Linked DNA regions of Mus musculus: regions 2 and 3 are each linked to region 1. Evidence: chromatin loops called from intact Hi-C (ENCODE). Cell type or tissue: left cerebral cortex. All regions are shown on one strand.

Region 1 (8,000 bases):
ATGTATAGAGGCAGAGAAAGGATTAATACCCTTCCCATGTTATTTTTACTATTACTTTTTAAGGTAAGGCCTCAGGTTGGCCTGGAGTTCACTATGTGGCTGACGCTGACCTCTATCTCTTGATCCCCAGGTCCCATTCCCTTCCAAGTGCTAGGATTAGAGCAAGGCCACCACATCTATCTTTGCCTAGCACTTCTGAAGCCTGGAAAGCTGAAAGCACTGGCCCTCAAGATGTGTTGGAGCAGAAAGACATAAACTGCCATCAACAGCTTGGAGAGGCAACACCACCTGTCCTGCTGTTTGAATAAGGGCATCTGTTAACTACACAACATCCCATATCCCCGTTTCTCAGTACATACACACCCTCCTTAGTACCTGCCCCCCTGAATGACCCTAAGAGCCCTGGTTACCAAGGCAACCTGGGAATAGCACATGAAGACAGAGACTAGAAACAGACAGGGCTATTTTTAAACTAGACTAGGTGGCTCCATTTCTTTTATCCCAGAAAGTGCCTTCCCCAAACCAAAGCCCCATCTGGCCATTTGACATCTTTACCCTGCGTCCCAACTTACCCAGGCTACCTGGGGTAGGGCTTTACCCTTTTGTTGGCATGAGATCTACTTTCTGCTCCAATCTTCCCCAACAGCCATCAAAGAAATTTTCACTTTTGTTAAAAAATAACGTTCTTTTATTTCTTTGGAAAGTAGTGGGCACTGCCCTACAGATTTCCAGGCCAAGCGAGGTAAGTGAATGTTCCCCTACTCTGGGTTTGAGTACTATGGTCCCAGCCTTCCCAGGGGCCCAGGAGTGTTTTTGGGCCCCGAACCATCTGAAGGCTCATATGAGGTCTTTGCTCCTGACCACTGACTTTCACTTTCTCCATCTTTCCTGGCTCTCTGTCTGGGTGGGGAATTTCTCTCTCCCACACCAGTGCTGGAATCTGTGCTGTTCACAATGAAAACAAGACCAGGGACACCCCCAACTTCCTATGAGAAAAGACAGTCCCTCAGTCCTTTCTCTCTGCCGGCTCAAGTCTCCACTCCTGTGCAAGCCTGTTTGAGTTGAGGCCTGAAGGAGAGACCCCTCTCAAGAGTGGGGAGAACACACCAGCACAACCCTGCCTCAGGAGATGCTCCTACCAAGTATATTCCTTGTAGTCTCTTGTCCTAGTTTCTGAGTGGCCCTTCGGACAGAGCCTGGGAGGGCTATGCAAGTGGGGAAGGGCCCCGTGACCCCAGCCCTCGGATGCTGTAACAGGGAGTAGAGTATCCATTAGTCCTGTCAGTGTGGCATGGCTGTGATGCGCATGCTCTGGGAAGCAATGGGGTAAGTCACCATAGGAGTAGTGGTGTGGCTCATTGTGATTCCTGCTAAGGGCTGGGCCATGGACACAGCCACAGGAGCCACAGGAGCCACAGACACAGCTACAGGGGCCATGGAAACAGGTGGGGGTGCCATCCCCTGGGCGATGGTCTGAGCCAGAGCGGCTGACAGCGGCGTGATCTCGGGGTTCAGGTGTGGAGGTGGGGGCGGCGGAGCGGCAGGAGGTGCAGCATTAGTCGGGGGAGCAGCCGGTGCCCCTGTGGGAGCAACAAGTTCTTGCTGGGACACAGGCCGAGGCTGTAGAGCCTGGCTGCTCAGAGTGGTATGAGTCTGGGCGATGCCATGGTTAAAAGTGGCCACTGTGCCCACAGTGGGGGCCAGGGTCTGCTCAGTCGCGGGGGCAGTGGAGCTCAGAGTCATCACCTTGGCCTGATTCCGGAACTGGGCATTCTGCTCCAGAAGTACCTCATTGGTGGCCAGCAGGTTGCTGACCTGCTTCTTCAGCTCCTCCACGCGTTTCCTGAGCAGGGCGTTCTCCTCCTCCAGCAGTCTGCACTCAACCCCACGGAGCGGAGCCAAGTTACATTCGTAGGACTCGAAATGGGGGCCGTCAGGAGGGCAGCAGCCACCTCTCCGGCGCTTAGGGCCTGGTTCGTGGTCCTCAAAGCCCCTTTCCGGAAGGTCGTAGATGTCATAGAGATCATGACGGCGTCCTGGGGGAGCAGAGCCTGTGGAGCCTCCACCTCCAGTGCCTCCTCCACCGCGAGCATCAAACTCAAAATCCCTTTGCAGGTGACGAAACTTGCACTTGGCTCCTCTCTGACAGTCACCTTTGAGGAAGTCGCGGCAGATGGGGACCTCCTCCTTACCATTGGGTAGGTCGGCGGGTGAGAGACCCAGCCCAGCGGCCACTTTCTGCCTCAGCCGGGGAGGCAGCTCTCCTGTCTTCTTATAGCCATCCTCATCCTCCTTGGAGCCGTGGATGAAACGACAGTTGGGGCGGCTACACTCCTTGTTTTGGAAGTCATGGCAGAAGATAAATTCATTTTTGCTTACCCCCAAATTGGATACCTCACTCATGTCTGGGTGGCGGTATCGACATCGCTTGCCTCGTTTGCAGACGTTCCTCAGGAAGTCTCTACAGATGGCATCTGAGGTGGCTCCCCCGCTGCCTGTCCCTGCCCCACTGGCCTCCTCACTGCCACCACCTCCAGGGCCTCCACCGCTGCTGCCAGTGCCGTTGGCATAGCTGTCCCGGTCAGGCATCCTGGTCCCCCCCAAGTCAGGGTCTTCTTCCTTTTCTTGCCACTCTTGGCGACTGTTAAAAAAGAGAACTGTGTCAGAAAGGGGTCCTCCGGAAAGCTCCCTCTCTCCTGACCATACAGTGGGCAGGCTTCTGGGGCAATGGCTTTGGGAGATGGAGAATCCAAGGAGAATTCTAGCTAGCCCGGCTGACTTGCCAGAAGTCCCGCCCAGGCCCTTATGCACCTGGTCTTGTTTGGAGTGATTCACACTTGCCTGGCTAACACAGGAGGGAGAGAGCTGGGATGAAGCCACTTCATCTTACTAATGATGCTCAGCCAAGGAGGGGGAGGGAAGGGGAGAGTGTTAGATTTTTACCTTCTCTCATTTAAGTTGTGAGGGAGAAACTAAAACAGGTGTTGGTGTGTGAACAGACTGACACTGGAAAGAGTGCTCTAACACGGGCTGCTTAGCTTTGAGAACTCATGGAAGAAGGAACACCAGAAACAGAACTTCCCTTAATCCCTCTTCTACGTAAACTCAGCTCAAGTCTCCATGTATTTTAGAAATCCCTGGTTAAACAAAACAAAACAAAACAAAACTGGTGTCACTAGCTACAGGGTAACCCTGAAACCTGTCCATCTCCCAGTGTGTTCCACACACAAACACCCTCATTTCATGGAAAGACGTTCTGAGCTGAACTTTCTACTTTTAGATCCCCAGGACGAACTGTTCGAAGGACAAGGTGGAAAGGAGTTACTTTCATAGGAACGGTGACCTTTCTTTCCCCATTCCCCACCCCACTCCATGAAAATCCCACTGATATCAAACCATAGCACTCCTTACCCCATAAAAATCCTCTTTATTTATAGACTCTATAAAAGCTTTTTAAGTCTCCTGTTTCTCAAGAGAGCTCTGGAATGTCAGTCCACTGCCCTAATTCTAGCCCTCCCTTCTCTCTAACCCTGGGAGTCTAAGACTGGGAGTCCCTGCTACCACGTGTCTAATCTTTTAAATGTTCCCTGAGTAGGACTCAGGCTCCCCCTACTGTTCAAATAAGAGAAGTTCCTAGTTTCCGTTTGGGAATAAAGATACCTTTCTTGATTTCCCGTTTCCTTGACTTCCTTGACTTTGCTAGAATAACTAACCAGATTAGAAGTCAGAGATGCACAGGAATACACAAGATGGGAAAAGGAGCCCCAGAATATAAGAAACAACTGGTAAGAAACAAGCCCTTAAAAGATCATAAATGACGATCAGGTGAAGACTAAATGCCTTCAAAGCCTGACCAATGTTTCAAGTCCCACTAGAAGCAGATAACTGGATATGATAGCCTTCCTCACCCCAATATCCCAGAATTAATACCTGAGGTAGCTCAGGTGAAGTCCGGGGCTCCCGTGAGTCTCCACCTCCACATCACTGCTGGGTTCTGAACAAGAAACAAAAAAACAAAAAACGGAGATTTGAGTAGAACAAGGGAAAAACGTGAAAGGGATATGATGTGGTTTTCATACACTGGAATGAATTCTGACAAAAAGCTAAGAGCTTTGTGGCTTTTAGGCTCCCTTAAGAGGTCAAAGTGAACGTCACCTATCACAAGGAGAAGTCCCTATTAAGAAGGATAAGGGCTAGAACCGACCAATAAAAATTGGGAAGCTGAACTAAAAAACAAAACAGTTCCTGGTGAGGAAGGTTAGCGGAGCTTTACCTCAAGATGAGAAGGATATGGGGTTCAGAATCCGATCTAGGGTTGGAGTTCGGAACGCCAGCCAAACCTGAAAGCTGGACAAGGGCAACAACTGACTAGTGTCAGTGGGAAGGCGAGACTAGACTCGGGGGCGGTGATTACGACCATCCCCCAACACCCTAGAGTTCACGAAAAGTCCTACGAGTTTCCCTGGAAGTCTTCTGGCTTGGCCGGCTCCGCGATGCGGTGCCAGCACTCAGCGGTGGACCAGGTGACTGGGACACTGAGGAAGTGAAAGGGGAGGGGGGCTCGGGGTGACATCAGGCGGAGGGATGGGCAGGGCTGTGACGTCACGGGGCTGGCGTTTGCTTGGGAAGCGAGGTCAGTGAGAAAAGGGGCTCTGTCCTGGGTAACGAGGAAGAGCCAGGTCGGTTCCGGGGGGTTTGGGGGAGGCTCGTGTGGCCGGGCAGAACCCAGTCGCTGGGCCATCCCCGACTCCTCCCCTCCGGGCGCGGCCTCCACCTAAGTCTCCCGCCTCCCTCACCTGCCGCCGCCGCCGTAGTTGCTGCTGCCGCCTGCCGGTCCTCTAGCTTCGACAAAGAGCCGCCCACCCTACGGTTCTTCCGCTTCCTGCGGAAGAAAGAGACGCTCTAGCTACCAGACCCGGAAACACACTCTATGGTCCAACTTGCGTGCTAGTAGGCGCAGGAAGCTCCCAACAAGCCTTGCGCATCACCATGGTAACAGGACTCCGCCGGACCCGGAACTCCGCTCAGCGTCAGGTTCTACGCAGTGGTACCCCCAAAACGTAGGAGTGGCGCTGTGAACGCACCAACTCTGTAACTTAACCTCGGGCGCACACTCAACCGGCTCCAGCCAGATCAAACACCCAAACTATGTCGCCTATACAGAAACACACTCGAGTCCCCACCCCAAGGAACCGCAAAAAAACACGTAACAGCAGTTTGATTCTTCAGCTGACTGCAAGAGGGTTTATTGTACACGAGCTACACTTGGCCACAAGAGAACAGAGCTAGTCCAGAGTGCCGGGGGTCCAGGGCAGAGGGACTGTTTTGGTTGTAAGAAAGGCGGTCATTTCTCCAGGCGATCGCGGCGAGGTGACGTTCCAGGTCTACTGAGACTCATTACCGATGGCAGCACACAGTCCGATAGCTTGTCCCGGCCCTCAGCATCCCTCACTTCTGCTCCTGCAGGCGTCGTAGGTGCACGGGCTGGCTTACTTGGACCTCTGCCTCATCTTTCTTCTCTTGCGCTTCAGCCTGGAATGGAAGGCACACAAACCTGAGTTTTTTTTTTTTCCTTTGCACATCTATCAATACGTACACTTAGTGCACGAGTACAAGAGACGATGAGATTAACAAGCACCAGCTCTGCTGTACTGGGCGGCGACTCCTGCTTCCTTCCCGCCAGATATTTTCTTCCAACCAAATATCCCACACCGAGCTTGCCCCCACTGCCCCAAGGTAGTCTTGAAAAATTAAACGTACCTGCGCATTCTCTTCTTCCGCCACTAAAAAAACCCGATCATGTGAGGAGACAAAAAAGAATGTTAGAGACAGGCTTGTGCAAGGCCATGAAACTGCTCAGAACACAGGGCTTGACAAAGGACACCGGTTCAGTTTTAGAGCCGAATCCCTCATTTTCCCACCCCATCTTTTCTTCAGCAAGAATTTTAAGCCTCTCCCTGACTGCGAACACCCGAGGCAAACCGTCTGGAAGCCCGCAGAGGAACCATGGCGGGGACTAGGTGCCCGATTCACCACCTAAGAGCCGCTCACCTTCGCTCTCATGGCGCAGGAGTCTCTAGAGAGAAAGAGGGAAAAATGCCGTTAGCCCGCTGTGATGATAGTGAATGTGGAGGTCGGATGTTAACGGATTGCACTGGAAACCCGAACGCCAGAAAACCCCGCGACTAACCAAGGAAGATGGCGCTAAGACCGAGAGGGCGGAGAGGGAGGCCTACTGCTATTTAATGGCGTGCTCGGTGTCGTCACTTCCGAGCCGGCCCGTGTGTCGTCCCTTAGGGCGGGGCTGCTCGAGACAGCGACTTCCGGCTGCCTTACTAGAGTGCGTGTTATCAAGCCCCACCTTTCCGTCTATTTTAAGGATATTGTATTATTTCAACACCAGCACCTGTTTCCAGTATGGGACTGAGAAAAAATAGGCGGGGAAAAAAAAAAAAAAACCACTCCGTCTTCTCCCTCGTTGCTTCATGGGAGTTGTAGTTTCTTGGTAAACACTTCCATTTACTACTATTAATAGGTGTGGCTTGTAGTAAAAATTACTAGTTTTGCCCTGGCTTGATGACGCACGCCTTTATTACCAACTCCTGGGAGGCAGATGGATCTTTTTTTTTTTTTAAGTAAAAAAAAAAAAATGTCTTTAATCAGAAAGGATTTCTATTTCCTCACCACAAATACATTAAAGTAAAAAAAAAAAAAAAAAAAAAAAAAACACACACACACACACATAAAACATACATTTATACAAATTGGGAATCAGGGAAAAGTAGCAGAGCCTGGGTTAGGGCTGAGGATCCAGAGCAACTGGGGGATAGCTAATCATCTGTGGCTCTGGGTGTCCTTTAGTCATCTGTCTGTGGTAGGCAAGACAGGCGGACAAAGGATGCAACTCCAGTCTGATGGCAGTGTTACTGGCAAACTGTGGCAACGAGGCTCCTCGCCAGGCAATTTCTTCAGATCACCAGAGACGACAGGAGACAGTAGAGTTGGTGGGACCGGAGTGCCCGGGGCAGAATGGGTGAAGGGCTGTCCTCCTTTCTGGAGGACAAGGATGACACCAATGCTGGCTCCAGTGCCTATGGGGCTGTGGCCAGATGGAGCCTTGGGAACTGAGGGGAGGGTTACAAATTGGAGTGCTATGAATCCAAGTGAGGTTCATAGCTGGCCATCCTGTGAGATGCCAAGGATGCTTTGGTTTCAAAACTAAATGTCCCAGCTGTGTTTGGCCCATCTTCTCTAGGAGAGGTGCAGGAAAAGCAGCCCCCGGGTCACTGTGGTGACTGGAAAAGTGCTTGCTTATCTGGTGCCTGCTACTTCCTGAGGATGATTTCTGGGCAGCTATGTGAGGAAACCAAGTCTTTAACATCCCTTCCACCTGCAGCAAGGTTCCTAGATAACGTTCTCCCATCTGAGGCTTCTGTAAAACACCCACTATGCGCTGGATCCGGTCCATGGCCACACTCTGTTGGAAGCTACTTAATCCTCTGTCAAAGCGACCCATCTTGAGTCCATTCAGTAGGTCTGTGAGGGGCCCTATGAACCCTTGGAGTTCTTTACACTTTTGAGCAAAGAGCAGATCTCCCTCTGTAGTACATCCTTGGGTGTTCAGACTCATCTCCAGTTCACCGTCTCTTGATCTCTTGACTTCAGATCCTTGCTGTTCCAGATGCGGTGCTGTATGTTGGTTACTAGAAACCCTGGGTCGATGTCTGCAGCGGACAGGGCCTGGACTGGGCCTGGAACCTCCTCTCTGACCCACAGTGTCTGGCCTGAGCTCACGGGTGCCCTTGCCCTCCCTCTCGTTATCAGAAGGGAAGCTAAAGTCACTGTTCACAGGGGACATAGAAAATGATGGGGAGAGGGAGGAGGAGGAATAAGAAGAAACACTAGATGGAGAATCCATAGGTCCAGGAGCAGGAGAGGGGCTGAAGAGCAGCTCCCGTAGTACCAAAGATCAGAACCTGGGTCTGTCGGCTCAGCCCCGG
Region 2 (8,000 bases), 52 kb before region 1:
TTTCCCTGGCCCCCAGCTTGAGCTTTGTTTCAGGATAGACAACATCATCACCACCTCACATTTTCCTCCCACCTGCTCAGGAAAGAAAGAAAGAACCAAAAGAGGGCAAAGAGAGCAAATTTTATTTGGTGAAGGCAAACATCATCCAAAAGAAACCAAATGGGCAAGGTGCTGTGACAGGGGAGCCTCTGGAGCCACACAGAAATCACACTGGGCAAGGAACAGACTCGGGATACAGAATGTCCTCAGCCATTCAGCACCATCCGGACAAGCTCTGTGGAGAAGAGAGGCGGAGTCAGCCGAGGAGAGGGCTGGGGAGGGGTACCCATGGGCCAGGAGACCACGAGACCATGAAGGTGGCAGGAGGGAACATGCCCATAGCAACCAACCTTGGGTCAGTTTTCAAAAGAGCCACTCAGAGTGGCCAGTTCTCTCTGTCCCTGGTTCCCCTCCCACTGGCTGTTAGCCCCCACCCCCAATCTAAATAGCAAGAACATAGCAGAGGCAGAAAAGTTCTCAGCTACACCTACAGTTATGGTCAGCCACTGGCAGGAGGAGAGGTCAGCTTTGGGTTAGGGTACCTCCACGCTGTCCAGTAGAGGGATGGAAAAAGGACTTTTGTTTTAGCAGCAGAATGGGGCAGTTAGCTCAACCCTGCCCCCGCCAACTCTAGAATCACCATCAGACCAGCCTTCCCTACAAGCTGGTGAGCGTTCCCAGACACCAGCACCAAGACCCCTGTAAGTCAAATCTCAGAGACCATTCTAGGAGAGGAGGTACCACACCCCCAAACTGCATTCCTCATTGAGGAATTTCTCCCCTCCCAAGCCAGCTCCATGCAGAGTCATGCCAGGAGTAAGGCAGATGGTAGTAGGGTATGGCCAGAGGCTAGAGCACAGGTTGGGAAGGAAAAAAAAACACTAGGGAGATAACTAGAGGAGAGGCTGGGAGGAGCCGTACCCGCCCCATGGGCCCGTCACCCCGACAGGATATGCCTCACAAATGCTGCAGGAAGGAAGAGACATTAATGGTGAAGACAAGACACAGACATGGGGTGAAGGGGTCAGGCAGTGGAACAGACATTCTGTTTACGTCCCATTCCTAGCCCACCCTCCGTCCTCCATCACCCCCCCCTTTACTGCTGTCTCCCCAACAGTTCCCTCCCAGGCTGGACTGAGCCTTGCTTGCCCCTTTGACTCCCGACTCCCTTCTGGAACCAAGTCTAGGAATACAATGCCTCTTTAACATCTCCTGAACGACCATTTCCTCACAGGCCCCAGTTTATGGTCTGCCCCTCACCTTCATAGTTGATGCAACCATTGCTGTCCTCATGCCCCGCCACTAGCATCTCTACTTCTTCCTCTGTCATCTTCTCGCCTGCAGAGGAAGGAACATTCTTAGAACTGAGTGACTGACGGGTGAAATATATCAGGTGGCAGCTCAGCTCCAGAAAGGTCACAGACCCTTACCCAGTGTGACTAGGACATGACGGATTTCAGCACCCATGACGGTGCCATTTCCTTCCTTGTCAAACACACGAAGGCCTTCAACATAATCCTCGTAGGTTCCCTGGTCCTTGTTCTTGGCCACGGTCTGCAGCATGGGCAGGAAGTGCTCAAAGTCCAGCACCTTCACATTCATCTCTGTCATGTGGGAGGTGGAGGTGTCAGACAAGAGAAGTCACACATGTTCTCAGGACATGACGGTAGGGAACACAAGGACGGCCAGAAGAGGGAATCAGAACTGGATGAGACAAAACTTGCTCAAGTTTGGCACCTATGCAGATAAAGGGATGACTTTAGCTGAACAACCATGAACCCACTACATTCTTGAAATGCTCACCATCACTCTTGGGGTTCCCTAGGACCTTGAGCACCTCGGCGTTGGTAGGGTTCTGGCCCAGGGCCCGCATCACATCCCCACACTGGCTGTACAGGATCTTGCCATCACCTGTTCGGTCAAACAGCTGGAAAGCCTCCTTGAATTCTGAGGATTCAGAAGAACGGCAGCACCAGGGATTAGCCCCGTGCTTGCTGCACAGCTCTGCTGCCAATTCAACTTAAGTCATGCTGCAGAAACCAGATATCTTGTCCTCCTCTATACACAAGACTACTCCTAGGGATCTATTTCTATCAACTCAAATGCCCCACATAAAGACAGGCAACCTTCTTTCCCTTACCTTAAGGTGGTAGCCATCTGTTTACACACCCCCTGAGCTGCGGCAGGCTAGGCTCTCCACCACTACTATACAACTCCGCAGGAATCTGCCACCGCCCAGGCTAGGTCCTGCCCATATAAGGAAGTAAGAGCCTGGACTCTAGCCTCCCACTCCCACCCTTCCCCTCCGGGAGACCTTCCAAGAGGTGAAGCCACATCCTTAGCAAACTCTCCAGTGCCCATCTTAACAAAATATCAAGGCACTGCCCTCTACAGTACTCAGAATCCAAGCTTAAGGAGGGGACAGTTATCAGAGGAGAGGCAAAAAAAGAAGCAGCAAACCACAAGCGTAATAGACCCGACACATAACAGGCACTAGTCAAATTGTTTCACACACCCACACCACCTAAAACTCACCCAGCGCTTGGGGCTCAGATCTGGAGTGGAAGGGGAAGGAAGAAAGAATGAGAAAAGAAAATGGAGGATCTAGAGCAGAAGGAAATCCACGGGGCACTCTCCTGGGAGCGCTGGAGGTGACAGGTTGGGATCAGAAGATAGATGCTAAAGGAAGGGGGTCCCTCTCGGTAAGGATGACCTGAGCTGCGGGTCAGAGACTGCCTACCTGCGGTCTGGTCCTCGGTGAAGTCACACTGCTCGGAGAAGAAGGGATTGGTCAGTTACCTGAGGTCCAACCCCGCAAGCTTCTATCCCGGCTTTACAAACTCCTGTTTGAAGCCGAGGATTCGCTTCCCAGGGCAAAGCCCTAGACATTCCAATCCCACAGCCAACCTTCCAAAACCTGGGCGTGCCCACGTCCACTGCTTTCTCTACTCCCACCCGCGGTCCTCTCCTTGCCCCAAATCCCCCTGATCTCCCGATTCCCAGGGCCCACCATCTTGGCTGCTGAGCTCTGCTGGACCTTTTCCGGCAGTAATGGCTCCGACGCCCTACCCAACCCCAGCCTTAGTACGTCCCATGGCGCATGACGTCACCCTCCGCCGTTTCATCCAATAGGCACGCTAGTCTGGGCTCATGCAGATGACATCACTACATTATTAATGAGGTGGGGGGGGGGCGCCCTACCTCGGCTCAGGAATCTAGCAGGGGGGCCTGGGTTGGGACTCTCGGAAACCTTTCTTCCGAGCTGCACCAAGAGCAGAGGATTTGGGCTTTTGCAGAAGAGAGGACTACCCGCTCCCGTCCTTCCTCTTTCTCAAAAGAAAACTGTCGGAAACCGAAGCAGGAACCATGTTTTTATTTCAAAACTGTAAGTGCCCCCTAGTGGCAGGAACGCGCTTCTGGCCGCACAGGAGGTGGGGCAAGTTTCCGTCGCTGCAGGTTCTACGTGGGGTGGGAGTCGGGGCTGGGGTGGGGTGGGGGTGGGAGGGGGTGGGGGGTGGGGAAGGAAATAGTCCAGCCCTGGCGGCTGCGCTACGGACGGGCGCGGAGACGCACTGCCTGCGCTTCTATCTGGTGGATCGAGGACCCTTGCCTCTCAAGCGGATACCAGGGGCTGGCTGGAGGGCCACCTGCGGAGCTCAGAGGCTTAGGATATGCTTCAGGAAGGCTGCACGAAAGGAGACGAGAGGACTTGAGAAACTGACCTTCGGGTAACTGAGGGTACTCCCACCCCCCTCAAGTCTCCTTACTCCCTGGCCATCCTGCCCCCTCACCCTCATAGTTGATGCAGCCGTTGCTGTCCTCGTGGCCTGCCAGAACAGTCTCTACCTCTTCCTCAGTCATCTTCTCTCCTGAACCCAAAAACAGTTAGAGTCCCCCGCCTTCCCTGCCTCACCAGCCCAAGACATTCTCAGGGTGGTTCATCCTCCCACCCTTGCCCTTTTTCATATCAACGGTGCCTTGGAGCAGGTGAAAGCTTTGACTTGACAGCGAAACAAGCTGCCGGGGTTGAGACTTGCATGGAATCAACACAATTGTGGCTTGCAAAGGGGGACATTGCATTCCCTGCCCTTGGCTCATAGCTGGACACTTTAGCCTCTAGGTGATCTGTCTCCACAATGCTGGCCCTCTTGAGTCTCCTGCCCATAACTGCAGGACCATAAACCCATTCTAGGCTCTACTTAGCTCTTCCAGGACCCCCCACTTCTCCACCCCACAGCTCTGGGCCCTGCCTCACCGAGAGTGGTAAGAACATGTCTGAGCTCTGCACCCATGACCTTGCCGTTGCCCTCTTTGTCAAACACACGAAGCCCCTCTAGGTAGTCCTCATATGTGCCTTGGTCCCGGTTCTTGGCCACTGCCTGCAGCATGGGCAGGAACGTCTCAAAGTCTACACGTCGGGACTTCAGCTCTGGCAATTAGATAGAGATGAGAGAGATCAACTGAGGTGTGGGATCCAGTGCAATTAGATAGAGATGAGAGAGATCAACTGAGGTGTGGGATCCAGTGCCATCCAACCCTACTATTGTGACTTTCATCCCTTTCAGCATTCAGGATGTTTCTCTTCCCTGTGTTTGACGTTTTTTGAGTCCTGAGGTCCATCCTAGCGTCCTCTGTCACCTTACCAATATTCTGTCATTGAAAATTGAAACTGTTGCCAGGCCTGGTGGTGCAGTTTTGTAACTACAGCTACCAGGCAAGTTCAAAGCCAGCCAGAACAACTTAAGACTGTCTCAACAGAAAGGAAAAAAAAAAAAAAAGGAAAGGCAGGGATGTAGCCCAGTGGCTGGACACACTCAAAACAGAAAGAGAGAACCACTAAGCCCACACACCTTCAGTCCCAGCATTCAGAGGCAGGGGAAGTCCCTCTTGAGTCTGAGGCCAACCTGGTCTATACAATGAGTTCCAGGCTAAGCAGGGCTATATAGAGACACCCTATGTAGTAGTAATAGTAGTAGTAGTGGTGGTAGTAACAACACTATCTAAACAACAATAATAATAATTAAAATTTAAAAAGAAAAAGAAAACTGGGGATTGGGGCTGCTGGGATAGAACTGTAGGTCCCTGGCCAACCTGAGTAATTTGGTGAGCACCTGTCTCAAAAAGTAAAAAAAAACAGTACCTCTGTAATAAGGGCTTGCCTGGCTTGCCTGAGGCCCTGGATTCAACCCAGCACTACATAAACTGGAGTAATCCCACCACTCTAGTGGGCAGTAGCAAGAGGTGGAGATAGGAGAATCAGAATGTAAGGTCATTCTTGGCTGGGATACTGAAATCCTATCTTGAAAGAAAGAGAGAGAGAGAGAGAAGAAAAAGAGGAAGAAGAGAAAGTTGCTGGCTAGAAATGTAGCTCAATGGCCCAGGCAGAACCCTGTATTCAACGTTCAACACCAAGAAGAAAACAGAAACCCCCACAAAACTCAAGGCTCCTCTCACCCTCGTTTTTGGGGTTCCCCAGGACCTTGAGCACCTCGGCGTTGGTAGGGTTCTGGCCCAGGGCCCTCATCAGGTCCCCACACTGGCTGTACAGGATCTTGCCATCACCTACTCGGTCAAACAGCTCAAAGGCCTCTCTGAATTCTGAGATGTAAGGAGAAGGCAGTGTGACCAAGGATCCCCATCACCAACAGAGAGAGGGAGGTTTGCTTCAGAAATTCATGTGCTAGAGCCAGGCATGGGAGGGAGGAGAACAGGACAAGTGTGGGAGGTTTCAAGGTCAGGACTGTCGTTAGAACAGAGAATCTGACCAGGAGTTTGGGGTTTGACAATGGGGCTTAGGAAATGGGCTTCTCCTCACCCTCCAGCTGGTCCTTGTTAAACTCGATCTGTAGGGGACAAAAAGGGCAGGTGAGGAGATGACAGGGCTTATTCAGTCCCTCTCTATCACAACCAACTGGCAGCCACTTCTGGGGAGGGACCCAAAGGGATGAAGGCGGGGAGCCGGGCCACTTCAGTCCTGTCCCCAGCTCTGGGCCTTGGGAGAATCCCAAGAGGAATTACAGGGGGAGGGTTTCTTGGGAACAGGGTTAATCCCATGCCACCTGTTCCCTTCCCTCCTGCTACCCCGAGTCCTGCATCCCTCACATAACTGGGGGCTGAACAAAGGCTAAATTTACCCCTGCCCCCAGCTGTGATTGTCTAACAAGCCTGCCCTCTTCAGTCTCCCCTCCTGGGGTTCAGAGATGTAGCCTTCTGAGTTGAACAGAAGAGCCAGAGGCAGACAGCACCCCTCTCCCTTCACTTCGGAAACTGGCCTGACCTGGGAGCCCCAACCTCATTCCAGCGTTCATTCATTCCCTATCCTTTCCACATATTCCCGGATACCCAAGGCTGCACCGCATCTCTGAACTATCCCTTCCAGATTCACACTTCCCCAGGACTCACCACCACTTTGGAGAGATCAACAGGGGGCTCCTGGGATTTTGCAGGTGCCTGGGGGGCAGCCGGCTCAGCCTTGGCCTTGGCTAGAGGGGTCCCTGGTGTAGACTTGGCAGCAGGCTTAGAGATGGAGGGCCCTGCTGGTTTCTTCACGGGAGCATCCTTCTTGGGAGGCATGATGTCAGGTGGCCAAAGAACAATGTGCTGATGGGGGCACCCATCTCTGTTTAAATAGGCAGGGAGTCTGGGATGTCAAGGGGCGGGGGCAGCAGCAGGGACAGGGAGCCAGTTGGCAAGGGTGAGGGGGAAGAGACTTATGCCTGTCTGCCCTCACTCCCCTGGCCTCCTATGGTTCAGGACTCCTGCCCCCAAAGTTTTCTTCCCTCTGATACCACTCTCCTACAGCTGAATAGAATGTTTTCTTTAAGGGTACAGAGAAGAAACACGAGACCTGTCAGAATAGGGATTGTTAACCTCCAGGGTGAAGATAGGATGTTTGCCAGTGATTCTGAGATAGGAGCTAAGGGGAGAAAGAAGAAAACTAAAGTAGAAAAACAAACAAAAACTTGCATTAGTTTTAGACCGTGGGAAAGCCCAAGCAAAGCAAGGGCTTGGGGTGGAGTCGGGGTAGAGGGGTGGGGGGCTGGTATCAGGTGGGAAGTTTTAAAATCTGTTCTGGAAACAGTAAAAGGTGAGAGGAGGCCTTTGCACTCCCTTCTGTCTTTTCCCGTATCCTTAGAACTTGTAATCCCTGGGCCCCCACCTACCCCCAACCTTAAACTATGCACAGTAACTCGAGCGTGTTATTACCCACTGACTTCTATACCTAATGTTGGTTTAGGGGTTCCAGTGTAGGCAAGGCTTAACATCTGTCACACATAATTCCAAAGAAGGAACATTTTTCAACAAGACAATGTTATTCAAATCAAACAAAAGGCTATAATGCCTAGTGAGCATGGAGGGAACACACACACACACACACACATGGAGGGGGCCCTGGGAGACAAAGAGCCCCCTAATAACCCAAAAGGTTACAGGACCTCCAAAGGAGTTCATAGGTATCCACACGGACACACCATTGGTCAGGATCACATCAAAAACCTTAGCTGAGCTTTGAGTCACAAACCTTGCTGGAAGCGCTGATGAAGGGAAAAGATGATGTTTGGGAGCTAGGAGGTTCTGGCTACTCTGTTCTTGGATAAAGAAGAATTACATGGCATTCTGAGAGACTGGTCATTCCACTTAGGCCCTGGAGTTCGCAGAGTAGCAGTGGGTCTCCCATTTGCAAAAGGGCGTCAGAATCTTTTTACTGCAAATTGTCCCATTTTTGGAAAATAAAGAATCCTTCCTAAACAAAACGCCCGTTTCCCTCACTTTCACTCACTCCTAAGCCCTAGAGAGGAAAAAGACCCTCCCAGCCCCTCAAAACTCACCTTGCCGGGTCCGAGGAAGGGGCAGGTGGGGGGCGGGACTCAGGGCAGCTCCTGTCCCTGAAGGGTTAAGTGCGGCTGCCGCAGAGCATGCTGGGAGTCGTAGTCCGCGAGCACCCGCAGGCTCACAGGAAA
Region 3 (8,000 bases), 170 kb before region 1:
CCCCTGACTCTGAATCCTCAGGTTACTAAGAGCTATTTTGAGCACTAGAGGGTGTGTGCTATCTTCCTCTTCTTGGGCCATATCCTAGTTTAGGCCATCACACCCAATGGCCAAGCAAGCATCCATGTGACCCTCAGCTACGTTCAGTTCCTATCTCTTCTCTCCTCCTCTTCTTCTTCCTCCTCCTCCTCCCCCTCCCCCTCCTCCTCTTCCTTGTCTTCGTCCTCAGATATAAAGTGCCAGTTCCTGACGCTGATTTCCTAGTCTCAGAAACCCAACTAACCAACAAACAGTAACAATAAAAACCAACCCTTCTGTGTGAGGCACTTTTATTTGTTTCAATTTGTAATTCTATGGATCAACCCTAAGGTTTCAAACATGCTAGGTGTTGGCGCACGCCTTTAATCCCAGCACTCGGGAGGCAAAGGCAGGTGGATTTCTGAGTTCGAGGCCAGCTTGGTCTACAGAGTGAGTTCCAGGACAGCCAGGGATACACAGAGAAACCCTGTCTTGAAAAAAAGAAAAAAGAAAAGAAAAGAAAAGAAAACCATGCTAGGCAAACACTCTTTCATTAAAAAAAAAAAAAGTTTACATTTATTTATTTAGTTACTTATTGTGGGTACACATCGGCATTCGAATGCACTTCTGTGTGCCATAGCATTCGTGTAGAGATTAAGGGGCTGCGGGCAGAAGTAGGTTCTGCTGTTCTGCTACAAGGGCTTTAGGTAGTAAATTTAGGTCAGCCACATCATTTTAACACTTAGCTATATCCTTGTCCTCAGCCCTCTTTTCTGTTTTATTTTTATTAATTTTTTGTTTGTTTGTTTGTTTGGTTTTTCCAGCCAGGGTTTCTCTGTGTAACCCTGGCTGTCCCAGAATTTACTTTGTAAACCACAGTGTCCTCGAATTCACAGAGATCCTCCTGCTTCTGCTTCTTGAGCCCTGGGTTTAAAGGTCTGCTCCACCAACCGGGCTCTGTTTTATTTTTATTTATGTATATGTGCGTATTTGGGGGGAGTTGGAGGGAGGTGCGGCACCTGAGTGTAGGTGCCTGAGATGGCCAGAAGAGGGCATCAGTTCCCTTGGAATTACAGGCGGTTGTTAGCCACCCACTGCGGAGCCTTGAGTGCTCTTTCTGCATAAGCTCTCCTTCCAGCCCCCTTAGCTCTCTCTCTCTCTCTTTTTTTTTTTTTTTTTTTGGCTTTTTTTTTTTTTTTTTTTTTTTTTTTTTTGGCTTTTTTTGAGACAGGGTTTCTCTGTATAGCCCTGGCTGTCCTGGAACTCACTTTGTAGATCAGGCTGGCCTCGAACTCAGAAATCTGCCTGCCTCTGCCTCCCAAGTGCTGGGATTAAAGGCGTGCGCCACCACGCCCGGCTTCCCTTAGCTCTCATTTGACTTTTTGAGACAGGACCTCACTAAGTTGCCCAGACTGACCCTGAACTCAGTCTACAGCTCAGTCAGAACTTAAACTTGAGCTCCCGTGCCTCAGCCTCCTGAATGGCTGGGATGACAGGTGTATATCTCCACAACCGGTTGGTCCTGCGTGGTGTGAAAGGTGGAGCCTGAACTTTCACGCATGCTGGGATCTAGAACCCTAGCCTCTTTTATTTTTAATTAAAAATAATTTTAAAAACATTTATTTTTATTTCTTGCGTTTGAATATTTCCGTGCATGTGTGTAAGTACACCAAGTGTGCGTAGTGCCTGGAGAGGCCAAAAGGCATTGGATTTCCAAAACCCAGGGGTTACAGATAGTTGTCTGTATTCCTAGCAGGGAACCAACCTCTGGCCCTCTGTATAAACAGCAAGCACTTTTGTTGTTGTTGTTGTTGTTGTTGTTTTGTCTTTTGTTTTTTGTTTTTTGGTTTTCGAGACAGGGTTTCTCTGTATAGCTCTGGCTGTCCTAGAACTCACTTTGTAGACCAGGCTGGCCTCGAACTCAGAAATCCGCCTGCCTCTGCCTCCCAAGTGTTGGGATTAAAGGCGTGTGCCACCACGCCCAGCACAACAAGCACTTTTAACTGCTGAGCTATTTTTCCAACCTCTCTCCCAAATTTATTATTATATATATTTTTTTTTCTTTTTTTTCTAAGTACACTGTAGCTGTCTTCAGACACACCAGAAGAGGTCGTCAGATCTCACTACAGATGGTTGTGAGCCACCATGTGGTTGCTGGAATTTGAACTCAGGACCTTTGGAAGAGCAGTCAGTGTCAGTGCTCTTACCTGCTGAGCCATCTCTCCAGCCCTTATTATTATATATTATTATTGTTGTTGTTGTTGTTGTTTGGCGGTGAGATTTGAGACAGAGTGATTTCTTTTCAATTTAACTTATAAACTACTTTTTTTTTTTTTAAATCTCACGTATGAATGTTTTACCCACCAAAAATTTCTGCAGTTGGAGTTACAATCCGCTATTAGTTGCTAAGTGGCTGCTGGGGATTAAACTTGGGCCCTTTGGAAGAGTGGTCAATGCTCGTTAACTAGCTGAACCACCTGCCCAGGCCCAACACTTTCTTGTTGGCTAATGGATATAGGCAGACCCGGTCCACTGTGGGTAGTACCATCCCTAGTCAGGTGGCCCTAAATTAGATAAGAGATCTGGTTAAGCTTGAGCCTGGGTTCATTCCTCCCTGGGTTCTTCGTTCAAGTTCAAGTCTGAGTTTCTGCCCTAAGTTTTCTCAAAGATGGACTAAACCCTTTCCTTCTTTTAGTTGGTTTGGTCATTGTTATCGTAGCAACACAAAGGAACTGGGGCTCATGATGTAGCCAGGACAGTTCTTGAATACACAATCCTCCTGCTTCAGGTTCCAGAGCGCAGGAATCTTATAAATGATTCACACCTGGCTCTAAAGCATCTTTTATAAATTGTACCCATCTATCAGTCTCCACTTTTCTTTCTCCCTCGGCCAACTGTCCCTGATTGGCTGCCTCTTTTGACCTCTCCAATGGGTGAGGGGGAGTTCCTCTCTACTGCCTTTTTACCGGGAGAAACAGTTACTACCCTAATCTGGCAGGGTAATTATGGAGTTGCTGTTGGGCTTAGAGGCCTTTCTTCAGCTGCCAAGTGTCCAGCTCTTCACGGAGGCTTCCTGAAGCAGGAGTCTTTTGAGATTTTTCTGCAGCTTAGCAATCTTGCTATTTTCTTTCTACCCAGTGGAGACTGGTTCTGGGGCCATCTATAAGTCTCGGGTCGCCACACTCCGAGTTTCCACTATCTCTGGGGTACTTGGGGGTGTGAGTACGGTCGGAGGCGTCCGCTCTACCGGAGCATTGTGGGCTGGGTGAGCTCTCGCCCGCTGTTTGGTCCTGGGCTCGGGAGTCACTGGGGGAGCGAGACCCGACTCCGTGCCATGGGCCTGCGAGAGACCCCTCGGGCCGCCCGACTGCAACGGAGGGCACAGCGCGGTCCGCTGGCGGAGCTGCGGAACCCGCGCGCGGGGTAGGGGGAGCCCGGGCCGCCCTGGCCGTCCTGGCGCGGGGCGAGGGCGCCGAGGCCTGGGCAGCCTGCGCGGACAGCGAGCACCCCGAGGCCCGGCCAAGGCTCGCCGCCAGGGAGCGCTGCGGGCTCCCGCTCGCCCGCCCCCCGGTAGGCGGGGCCGCCCTCTCCCCGCAGCCGCCGCCGCAGCCGCCGCCTGGGCCGCCCCGTGTCCCCGGTGGAGCCGCCGCCGCCGCTGCCGCCGCTGCCGCGAGCTCGATGCGGACGGAGCCTGGGCCGGGCCATGGGGATCCTCAGCATCACGGACCAGGTCAGCCCTCCCACCCTTCCCCACTTCCTCTTCCCAGGCCCCGGCACCGCCGCCACGCGAGCCCGGGGATGTGCGGCCTAGGCTGGGCCCGAGCCCGGGGTTCCCGCGGCTCCCGCCGCGCCCCACGCCGTGCTCCACTCCGTGGAGCGGGTGTCCTTGGGGGCCTGGCGACCGGTGGGGGCACGGCGGGAATCCGCTGCAGCCAGGACCCCTGTAGCGGAGCCCCTCCAGCGACGCCCCCCTCCAACCTGTGTGCTCCCCCACCTCCTGGTAACGCCGTGGCTCGGGCCCGCTCCCTGAAAGCTGGTTCTCCCTGCAGCCGCCCCTGGTCCAGGCCATCTTTAGCCGAGATGTGGAGGAAGTGCGTTCCCTCCTCTCGCAGAAGGAGAACATCAATGTACTGGTGAGTTGGGAGCAGGGAGGATGGCGAGCCGGAATCCGGAGGGGTTCGGGACCCCTCCCCACAAGTGGGGCGGCTCCGTTTCTCCTCTGCTCTGATGAAACTGCAGCTCTTTCTACCCAGAAATGGGAGCCTGCTCCGCATTTAAGGTTGGTCAGGCATGGAGCACCGATCATGGGTTCTGGGGATGCCCAGAAAACCCTGTCCCCTTCTCAACCATCGGGGTCTGCAGCGCCCCCACCCCTCCGGGAAGGAGTAGGTTTCTTGGTCGGTAGCCCTGACTCCACCCTCCCAGGATGCTGGCTTTTGAAGCCCGATATTGGGATTTAAGACCCTGCAGAAGAACCTAGAGGAAGGGAAGGGCTTGGAGTTCTCATACTAGAACTGGCGTTCAGGATAATTTCTCTCTACAGCTGCTTCTCTTTTCTGCCTTTCCAGGACCAAGAGAGGCGAACCCCATTGCATGCTGCTGCCTACGTAGGCGATGTCCCCATCCTCCAGTTGCTACTGATGTCAGGTGAAAGTGGGGAGCTGGGAGGTGCGGCATCTAGGGAGGGGAGAAGTCTTTTTAGATCCGAGGATTGATTGCTGGTGCTTGGTACAAGAATGGCTTTCTGTCCGTTCAGGTTCCCCACTCTGATTATTGGTTTCCTTCCCTCCCCCTCCTCAAATCCCAACAAAATAGCAAATTGTGTCCACACAGGTGCTAACGTCAACGCTAAGGACACACTGTGGCTGACCCCTCTTCATCGTGCCGCTGCCTCCCGAAACGAGGTACAGACCCTACCTCATTTCTCCCTTTCAAAAAGGATGGGCTGAGGGCTAGAGAAACTCAGTTCTCTGCCCTACAGACTCTTCTGCCCCACACAGGGAGGAGACCAGAGTTTGGCTTCTCCTTCCTGCCCCTAGAACTGGCTGGGGGGGGGGGGGCTGAGTGCTGCCAGCTGATGTGACGTCAGGGAGAGAGCTTAACACTGGGCTGGCAGACTGCGGGGGCCCTGCTGCCAGGCCTGAGTGACTCATCCCTCCCTGGGGGCCACCTTAAGTCTGATCCCCCTCTGGGCACTGAGATTTCTCTCCTTGTGATGGGGTGGGGAGTAGCAATTCTGTGTCCTTGCCCCTCGAGCAACATTTAAGTTGACTGCCTAAGGGCCCAAACTCATATGGAGTCCTGTACAATGGTGTTATCAACCCTGAAGAGGAAGGGAAGGCCTCTTTGATCTCCCATCACTTCCTTGGCTCCAGCTCCCAGGGGGAGAGAGCTTAAGGCCAGTGGGAATGGTGTGGGACATGTTTAACGGGAACATTGAATTTCGAAGGGGATCCAGTTATGCTTGTTTATTGGGGTTATATGATTTTGGTGTCTGTGGAAGGGCTAAGGGAAAGGATGTTTTTGCCATTAATACAGTGGGAGCCATTTGTTTTTCCTGGAATTAGGCTTGGGGTGTGTGGATTTGCCCAGGGTGGGTGTGAGTGGAGATTTTCGGGGACCTAAGTTGGAGGGTGGTAGATGCTAAGTGGCATGGGGAAGAGATCCCTGTTTTCCTCAGCAAAACAAAGATGTTTAAGCTCCAACAACCTCAGGTCTGGAGAGGCTAGGTGTGTAAAGGAAAGGAAGAGATACCATGCTAGGAAGATGGATGACTAGTCACCATACCAGCCCCTTCCTTCTGTCCTCTTATGTCACTTCCTGCTCCCCTCTGTCTTCTCTTGTCCCTTGCTCCACCACAGAAGGTGCTGGGGCTGCTGTTGGCACACTCAGCGGATGTGAATGCCCGGGACAAGCTGTGGCAGACACCACTGCATGTGGCTGCTGCCAACCGGGCCACCAAGTGTGCAGAGGCTCTGGCACCCCTGTTGAGCAGTCTCAATGTGGCTGACAGGAGCGGGCGCAGCGCTCTACACCATGCAGTACACAGTGGGCATCTTGAGGTGAGGAGCATTGCAGTCTAGACACAGTCTTCTCTCTGTTCCTTCTCACCCATAACTTACGTGCTTCCAGACCCAATGGGCAGGAGTGGCTCAGATAGTTATTTAGATACTGGGGCCCTGCCCCAGAGGAATGATTGTGTTAACCAGAGGGTTTTGTTGGGGGGGGGGGGATGTTTGTTTTTGAGATAGAGTCTCACTATGCATGCTTGTCTGGCCTGGAGCTTGCTATGTAGACAGCCTTGAACTTGAACTCACTGAGATCCCCCTGCCTCTGCTTTCTGAGTGCTCAGGTTAAAGGTACGCTAGCATCCACAGCTTATATTGAGTTTTTATTGATTTATTTTATATTTATTTTAAGCAGTGTGTTACAGGTGCTTGGTAAAGGCTGTGTCACTGAGCTACACTTTGAACCCATAGATTGAAATTCTTTTGTTCTAGTGTTGGCAATGGTAGGCAAGCGATAGACTGTTCACCTGTATACATTTTACCTTAAATAGCCTTGAACTTACTTTGTAGCCCAATTAATCCTGATAGTTGTCCTGCCCAAGTGACACTGTTATAGACTCATAAGATTTTGAGAGTCTGCAAACACCTGAAGAAACCCTTGAATTTCTTTTATCCGGTGGCATCTTGTTGGTGTCTGACCACAGTTCTGGTTCTCCAGATTGTTCTGCTCAAGAACAGAGGTATAGCCGGGCGGTGGTGGCGCACGCCTTTAATCCCAGCGCTTGGGAGGCAGAGGCAGGCGGATTTCTGAGTTCGAGGCCAGCCTGGTCTACAGAGTGAGTTCCAGGACAGCCAGGGCTACATAGAGAAACCCTGTCTCGAAAAAACAAACAAACAAACAAAAGAACAGAGGTATCAGCTGTCACCCTCAATGTTGCAAACACAAAGGGGGAAGATTCTGAGTGCACCTCTCTTTTCAGGAGGTCAGAGGCATCTGTACTTTGGTAGGTTGAGGGCATGAACCTGTTCCGTGTCTTTTATATCCTCATATAGACAGTGAACCTGCTCCTGAATAAGGGAGCCAGCCTGAATGTCTGCGATAAAAAGGAACGGCAGCCGCTGCACTGGGCAGCTTTTCTAGGTGAGAGACACTGTAGGAAAAGGGAGAATTTGATTGTTAGGATCCCCAGGGCAAGTTTCACCCTTTGGGGGTGGAGCCTGGAGCCTTTGGGGGAGGAGCCTAGAGCCTTTGGGGAGGGAGCCTGGGGCCTTTGGGGGTGGAGCTTAGGGCCTTTGGGTTTACCCTCCACCTGCTTGCTTCTCCTTCCTTCCTTTCCTTCTTCCTTCCTTTCCTTTCCTCCCTCCTTCCGTTTCTCATTCCTTCCTTTTTTTCTTCATAGGGCATTTAGAGGTCCTGAAACTGCTGGTGGCACGTGGAGCAGACCTCAGCTGTAAAGATCGAAAGGGCTACGGGCTGCTCCACACAGCTGCAGCCAGTGGCCAGATTGAAGTGGTGAAGCACTTGCTTCGGATGGGGGCCGAGGTCAGAGCAGTATACACTGGGTCTGGGGCTCAGGACAGGCAGTTGGAGGTCAGAGCAGTATACACTGGGTCTGGGGCCTCGGGACAGGAGGCTGAGGTCAGAGCAGTATACACTGGGTCTGGGCCTCAGGACAGGCAGTTGGAGGTCAGAGCAGTATACACTGGGTCTGGGGCCTCGGGACAGGAGGCTGAGGTCAGAGCAGTATACACTGGGTCTGGGGGCTCAGGACAGGGGGTTGGAGGTCAGAGCAGTATACACTGGGTCTGGGGCTCAGGACAGGAGGCAGAGGTCAGAGCAGTATACACTGGGTCTGGGGGCTCAGGACAGGGGGTTGGAGGTCAGAGCAGTATACACTGGGTCTGGGGCTCAGGACAGGAGGCAGAGGTCAGAGCAGTATACACTGGGTCTGGGGCTTAGGACAGGAGGCTGAG

Evidence for each region. Peaks named below come from ENCODE experiments on the same cell type or tissue, not always from the same donor. Only the 100,000 strongest peaks of a DNase experiment are listed, where the experiment ranks them.
Region 2: a loop joins it to region 1, with 4 times the contacts of the local background. A loop is called at or near these places in 14 of 42 quality-filtered maps.
Region 3: it touches region 1 in a loop (2.2-fold over the local background); 5 of 42 quality-filtered maps call a loop at or near these places.

What each region holds. Positions count from the first base shown.
Region 1 is chr10:128,542,898-128,550,897 of GRCm38, forward strand. Zc3h10 (zinc finger CCCH type containing 10) reads right to left here and starts at 4,849. Exons shown (of 3, transcript NM_134003.2): 1 at 4,797-4,849; 2 at 3,931-3,994; 3 at 663-2,641. The coding sequence starts at 2,589. The coding sequence ends at 1,282. It overlaps Rpl41 (ribosomal protein L41), which reads right to left and starts at 6,271. Exons shown (of 4, transcript NM_018860.4): 1 at 6,191-6,271; 2 at 6,052-6,076; 3 at 5,761-5,783; 4 at 5,213-5,532. The coding sequence starts at 6,063. The coding sequence ends at 5,490. It also overlaps the pseudogene Gm9176. In left cerebral cortex, CTCF peaks have their summits at 3,610 (motif pointing left) and 4,865; DNase peaks (open chromatin) are centred at 380, 2,887, 3,611, 4,927 and 3 more places; H3K4me3 peaks cover 3,049 bases; H3K27ac peaks cover 2,846 bases.
Region 2 is chr10:128,490,760-128,498,759 of GRCm38, forward strand. It overlaps Myl6 (myosin, light polypeptide 6, alkali, smooth muscle and non-muscle), which reads right to left and starts at 3,127. Exons shown (of 7, transcript NM_001317218.1): 1 at 3,050-3,127; 2 at 2,780-2,807; 3 at 1,843-1,986; 4 at 1,470-1,643; 5 at 1,300-1,377; 6 at 961-1,005; 7 at 100-274. The coding sequence starts at 3,052. The coding sequence ends at 977. Myl6b (myosin, light polypeptide 6B) reads right to left here and starts at 7,926. Exons shown (of 7, transcript NM_172259.1): 1 at 7,869-7,926; 2 at 6,442-6,658; 3 at 5,855-5,882; 4 at 5,494-5,637; 5 at 4,295-4,468; 6 at 3,831-3,908; 7 at 3,398-3,724. The coding sequence starts at 6,612. The coding sequence ends at 3,696. In left cerebral cortex, CTCF peaks have their summits at 3,405 (motif pointing left) and 4,709; DNase peaks (open chromatin) are centred at 328, 991, 1,746, 2,329 and 4 more places; H3K4me3 peaks cover 5,099 bases; H3K27ac peaks cover 4,500 bases.
Region 3 is chr10:128,373,502-128,381,501 of GRCm38, forward strand. It overlaps Ankrd52 (ankyrin repeat domain 52), which reads left to right and starts at 3,623. Exons shown (of 28, transcript NM_172790.2): 1 at 3,623-3,748; 2 at 4,068-4,151; 3 at 4,587-4,665; 4 at 4,852-4,922; 5 at 5,880-6,080; 6 at 7,080-7,167; 7 at 7,427-7,569. The coding sequence starts at 3,722. In left cerebral cortex, CTCF peaks have their summits at 1,058 (motif pointing right) and 3,536; DNase peaks (open chromatin) are centred at 3,498, 4,244, 4,600, 5,158 and 1 more place; H3K4me3 peaks cover 2,699 bases; H3K27ac peaks cover 2,388 bases.